Regions from separate parts of the Homo sapiens genome. Here region 2 is linked to region 1. Evidence: chromatin loops called from intact Hi-C (ENCODE). Cell type or tissue: heart right ventricle. All regions are shown on one strand. Each heading gives the region's core, and the rest is flanking DNA. Links, peaks and the distances in the headings are about the cores only. Region 1 overlaps DEDD2 (death effector domain containing 2). Region 2 overlaps POU2F2 (POU class 2 homeobox 2).

The links. Hi-C counts contacts between places; a loop is a spot of excess contacts. Peaks named below come from ENCODE experiments on the same cell type or tissue, not always from the same donor. Only the 100,000 strongest peaks of a DNase experiment are listed, where the experiment ranks them.
Region 2: a loop joins it to region 1, with 3 times the contacts of the local background. A loop is called at or near these places in 14 of 110 quality-filtered maps.

The regions. Positions count from the first base shown.
Region 1 is chr19:42,198,494-42,201,394 of GRCh38, forward strand. DEDD2 (death effector domain containing 2) reads right to left here. Exons shown (of 5, transcript NM_133328.4): 5 at 105-1,336. The coding sequence ends at 945. Among named protein-coding and RNA genes, the nearest start is that of DEDD2, 18 kb to the right of the region's middle. RefSeq lists enhancers at 371-907, 747-906, 1,107-1,356. In heart right ventricle, for the core only: no CTCF peak of the experiment used is centred there; a DNase peak (open chromatin) is centred at 1,439; H3K27ac peaks cover 1,613 bases.
Region 2 is chr19:42,128,259-42,131,159 of GRCh38, forward strand. The region is part of intron 1 of POU2F2 (POU class 2 homeobox 2); the gene reads right to left. Among named protein-coding and RNA genes, the nearest start is that of POU2F2, 2.7 kb to the right of the region's middle. RefSeq lists an enhancer at 1,630-1,739. In heart right ventricle, for the core only: no CTCF peak of the experiment used is centred there; DNase peaks (open chromatin) are centred at 1,273 and 1,607; H3K27me3 peaks cover 1,806 bases.

The DNA.
Region 1 (2,901 bases), core at 185-2,684:
TTGAGCCCAGGAATTTGAGGCTGGCCTGGGCAACATATCAAGACCCTCAACTCTAAAAAAAAAATTTAAATTAAATAATAAATAAAGAGTCCTAGAGAGGCCGATGCCCACCTATGCCCTTTCCAGGGCAGTTTAATTGGTATCATTTGTAAAAGGTCTTTTCCATCACCCCCAAAGCCTTTGCATTCCCTTTCCAAGAAGGTGGCTGTTTACTGGTTTTGGCCCCATGTGCAACAGTAGGCCTTGGTATGATGCTGCCATAACACTCCCATGTGACACTCCAGGTGACATCCAAGTGCAAGTCTATGTTCAGCTCTGGACAGCAGGGGGGAAGGTGAGGAGAGTCAGGTCTGTAAATTGAAGCTGGGCAGGGCCCTGGCTGGCTGGAGATGTGTGGGCAAGGTGAGCAGGCCCCATGTGCACCCCAGCTCCAGTGCCCACTGATGTGGCTGAAGCCCAGGTTGGTTGTGGTCAAATTAGAGGTCCTGAGAGAGAAGCCCTTAGGCCAAAGAAGTGTGTGCTGGGAAGCAGGCCAGGGCAGAGGCCCAGGGAAGATCTCAGCAGGGGCAGTGTGAGCATGAGCGAGTGTGTGCACCTGTGACAGTGCAGACAGCCCAAGATCAGAGATACAATGTGCAGGGGGGCCTTTGGTGAGTGTGTAGCTGTGCCCCTCCCTTCTGAGATACAGGCCCAGCCCCCGCCTCCGGAGGCTAAGGGGGCACACCTGGGGGTAGGAGGAGTCTGGGAAGGAAACTCAGCTGGAAATGGTTTAGGCCTCAGAGCCCACATCCTGTGGGAGGGGCTGTCAAGGGGCCTGCTGTCCCGGTCCTGTCGCAGTCCTCAAAGATGCTAGAGTGACAGTCCTCTAGGGGTAGAGATGGTCGTCCTCCCAGGAGAAGGTGGCCCGGAGACTTGGAGGTGGGATCAATCCTGCCAGTCCTGGATCAGGAGGCCTCTGTCGGGCGCCGCCCCCCTTCCTCCTCCATCAGCAACAGGCGGCGCCGGCCAGCCTCATAGTCAGCCTCATCCACACTGACCAGCAGGCGAACAGCCTCCCGGCCCACAGCCTCTCGCAGGGCCTCAGTCAGGAACACGCCCCGCAGGGCCTGCAGCAGGGCGCCACTCAGGTAGTCGCCCCAGAAGGCGTCCAGATAGGAGAGCTCTGAGAACTTGATGTCACAAACCACAGAGCCCAGGTCCCTTGAGCGCAGCACTGCGGTGGCCTGCCCAAACACGTCCAGCTGCCGCGCCAGCGCCTGGGGCCGCCGGGATGCCACGCCCTGCTCCAAGGCTGGCCCATGCTCGCAGTACTCTGCTCGAACCCGGAGCCGGATGTCTGCAGGGGAAGGAGGGATTTGTCAGGGAGGGGGCCAACACTAGACACACTTATGGGGAACGCCACCCTTCCTCCCTCCAGCCTTCTCCCTCCACCCCCTTCCGGTAGCCACACCCTAGTCCTGACACAGCCTCCCCGGCTCTGTGGGGTTCCCTGACCAAGTACGTCCTCCTCTTCTCCAGCCCACCACCTCCTCACTGCTCCAACAAGCCTCCCCACCGCCAGGGGTGCTCTTTCCCTGGATCTGCACAACACTTGCTCCCTCTCTTCCTGCAGGTCTTTGCTCAAAAGCCACCTTGCCAACAAGGCCCACCTAGGCCAACCTATTTACAGCTGTAACCACCCACCCAGCCCTCTCTGCAGCATGCCAGGTCCCACACCCTGCTCCATTTTTGTCCAAGGCACTTATCACCTTCCAACCTCCTCTGTCAGTTACTATCTGCTCATTATCTGTCTCTACACTCAGCATGGAGAGACAGATGACAGCAAGGAAGGGGTTTTTGTCTGTTTTGTTCACTTGTGTAACTGTGGCACATAGTAGGTGTTCAATATGTATTTGTGAAGAACTAATGCATGAACTAATGGACTTGCCTTAAGGCAACCAGCCTCACACCCTGCCCCCAAACAATGAGATTCACATGGTGCCAACCACATCCCCATCCCTCCCATCCACCTGAGCCAGCACTGCGGATGCGCAGGGTCCTGACCAGGCCCGGGAGGCTTGCGGCTGGACCTGTGCTGGCTCTACTGGGAGTCAGGTACTCTCTTGCCACAGAGCTGCTAAGATGATGGGTTGGAAGCCCAGAGCTGCTGGGAGCCACTGTGCCAAGAGGAGAGAAGGAAGCCTACGCAGGGCCAGCCCCAGAGATAAAAAGATTCCTGAGGTCATCACATGAGCCCACGATCGTAGCTGGATTTTCAGCTACACTCAACTCCCCTTTTTGCTGAAGCCAGTTTGAGTCGGTTTCTGTCACAACTCTCCCCACATCTGCGCAAAAGAGGTGGCAGCTGTGTACAGGGGACAGGACACTGGACTTCTAAGGCTATCCTGTAATCATGAACTTCACATACCACCTCTCTTCCAGAATTTCTGAATTCCCACCCATCACTTAGGCTAGTGACAGTACCCCCTCTCTCTACACACCCAACGAGGCTGTCCTGAGGATCAGCTGTGAGCCAGAAACAGCAGCAGCCAACACTTACAGAGTGCCGACTATCTGCCAGGCGCCAAGTGCTTGAATCACAGAAACTCATTTAACCTATAAATGACCCTGTGGGACAGGTCCTATTATCACCCCCAACTTACAGATGAAAAAATGGAGGCCAAGAGAAGTGAAGTGACTTGCCCAAGGTCACACGGCCAGACAATGGCAGTGCCTGACAGAGGTCATTTAACCTCCTATGTCCCTGAGAGAAGGCTCCTCAATCAATGAAGTGGATTCCCACACAGGAGCCTTCAGCAGTGTGACCTGTGACAAGTCACAACCTCTCTGAGCATGGGTTCCTGCCTAAACAAGGGGACAATTCCTACTGTGAGGAGCTGTTAAGAGGATTAAAAAGAGAGC
Region 2 (2,901 bases), core at 199-2,698, 70 kb before region 1:
TGTCTAAAACAAACCCCTATCTCTACTGTCACCCAACATCCCCAAGAAACCCTAACTTAAATCTTTAAGGTATGATTTCCTCTGCAGAGACTGTGGCTGGAAAGACAAGAGTGGTTTGAGGGAAATTTTTCACCATTCTGTTACCCTTATTCTCCCTAAATTATCCCAACCACTCCTACATATCCCTGCATACTCCCTGCCCCACACTTGGCTGGGTCACAACAAAATGGCCAACTGCTGCCCTTTGTCTTTTCTCTTTCCACCTCCCCTGTCAGAGCTCAATCTGAGAGAAGGGTCAGATCATTTCCACCAGGAATGAACAGGGAGCTCCATTTCCACCGTGGACTAAAAGCCAAATGACGCCTTAACAGGGACTCCAGGGCACTAGCAATCATAGACTTGGAGGGTCCATCAAATGGCTCGGCCTCAGCCTCAGCCTGAGCCCAGGCAGAGATGCCCATCGCCTATCACTCAACTCTAGAAAAATATTGATGCCTGTTCCCACCCTAGACTCTGATTTCAGTGGTACAGGGTGTGACTTGGGCATCCAGATATTTAAAAGCCCCTCCAGGTGATTCTCTTTTTTTTTTTTTAGACAGAGTCTCACTCTGTCGCCCAGGCTGGAGTGCAATGGTATGATCTCAGCTCACTGCAACCTTTGCCTCCTGGGTTCAAGCGATTCTCCTGCCTCAGCCTCCCGAGTAGCTGCAATTACAGGCATGCATCACCATGCCCGGCTAATTTTTGTATTTTTATTAGAGACGGGGTTTCACCATGTTGGGCAGGCTGGTCTCGAACTCCTGACCTCAAGTGATCCGCCCACCTCAGCATTCCAAAGTGCTGGGATTACAGGCATGAGCCACCGCACCCAGCCCCCTCCTGGTGATTCTAATGTGCTCCATCCCCTGGCACCTTCAGAAGCCCCTCTCAAAGCCTCATTCACACACAAAAGATTGGTTGGTTATGTATGGCTATTCCCACCCCTCATCATAGGTAATGTGTAATATTTTAGGGGAACTGAAAGAGAAAAAGCAATGCATAGCCCTACCAGGCCCCTTGGAGCCATGTTGCCCCTTGAATCCCACCTTCCTCAGGTCAGACACCCCTCAACCAGGGCTGCCCAGCCCTGAGCTCACACTCACTTGCCCGACTGCCCCAGGCCTGGGACTCTTGGTCCTCTCCACCCTCCCACTCCTCCCTCCCCGGACTTTCACTTCTCCTCTGCATTTCCCCCCGCCAGTTTTAGCAGACTTAGGCCAGCTTCTCGTTAGCACTTACCGAAAACGGGGCTAAATATAGAGGGCCCAAGGACTGCCCCTCACCCCTCCTGGCCCCACTTGTCCTGTCCCCTGGGTCCCCTGCCTCCGCAGCCTGCTTCAATTAGGGGTATGGCCTGGGAGCCCCTGTGGGCAGGTTGGTGCTGCCGGGAACCTCTGTGGGCCCAGCTGGCCGAGCCCCCGTCCTCCCCAGAAGCAGCACCTCACCCCTCCCCACCCCACAGCTGTCCCTGGGTGGCCTCAAGGGAGTGAACATTTCTGAGTTGTCAGGAGGGAGGGATGGAGATACAGGCAGCAGACACAACAAGAGAGGTGGCCCCACAGCTGCGCTGACAGCAGGCAAGAGCTGCCAACAGTACACACCCCATGGCCACAGCCAGGCAAGGCCCCGGCCAACACAATACAAGAAACAGATGTGCACAGATTCCAGACAGGAATGTGAACAGGTTTGCAGATACGACACATGCCCAGACATGATGCCACGGGCATATATGCAAAACACACACCCAAACGTGCGTACACACATGCACTCACACACACTCTCACACTGAGTGACACACAGCCAGCCAGACACACGTAAAAAGTATACAAACTCACACACCCGGAGTCGAACACAGACATACACCCTCCCCCTACATACTACACCCAGTCACTCACAGACTCAGACATGTGTACGCACACATGTACTTACACATGTTCTCACACCAAGTCACATCAGTCCAGCCAGAGATACACACCCAGACATGCACATGCTCACACAGAGTCACACACACAAACACAAGTGCACACACATACACCCAGAGTCACCTTATCCTGGAAGATGGCCAGGGCTGACCTCTGAACCCAGTTCACAGGTGTGGAGTCTGAGACCAGGCAGGGTGAGTGATCTGCCCACAGCCACACAGTGTATTAATTCATGTCCAGGCAGGGAAAATTCACCCCAGTCTTCCCACACTGGGCTGTTCTGTGAGAAATCCCAAGTAAAGGGTTTAGCCTACTGCCCAGCACCTCTGAGGTCCCCATTTAACCCCAGAGAGGAACGAGTCAGTGGGAGCAGACACCCTGGATCTCTGTGTCTACACTGTATGGACACACACACATATACACAGTTGCATACACAGTCACCTCAACAAATAAACATGTCACCCTGCAAATAGTCTTCCTTTCATCCCACCCCTCTCCTCACCGCCTTTGCTTGCTCATACCCACTCATTCTTCATATCCCTGCTCAGACACCCCCTTCCTCCAGGAAGCCCTCCTTGACACTCTACCAACTAAATCACATGTTTTCAGGGCTCCTACGATCCCCTAATACCTCCCCGTCCTGGCCCAACCCCTCTACCTATGTCCCCCTATCCCAGCCCTGACCCCTCTGCCTGGGCCTCCCCCATCCCAGCCCCAACCCCTCTACCTATGTCCCCCCATCCCAGCCCTGACCCCTCTGCCTGAGCCTCCCCAACCCCAGCCCTGACCCCTCTGCTTGGGGCCTCCCTCATCCCAGCCCCAACCCCTCTACCTTTGTCCCCCCATCCCACCCCGACACCTCTGCCTGTGCCCACCACCCCAGCCCTGACCCTTCTGCCTGGGCCTCCCCCATCCCAGCCCTGACCCCTCTGCCTGGGCC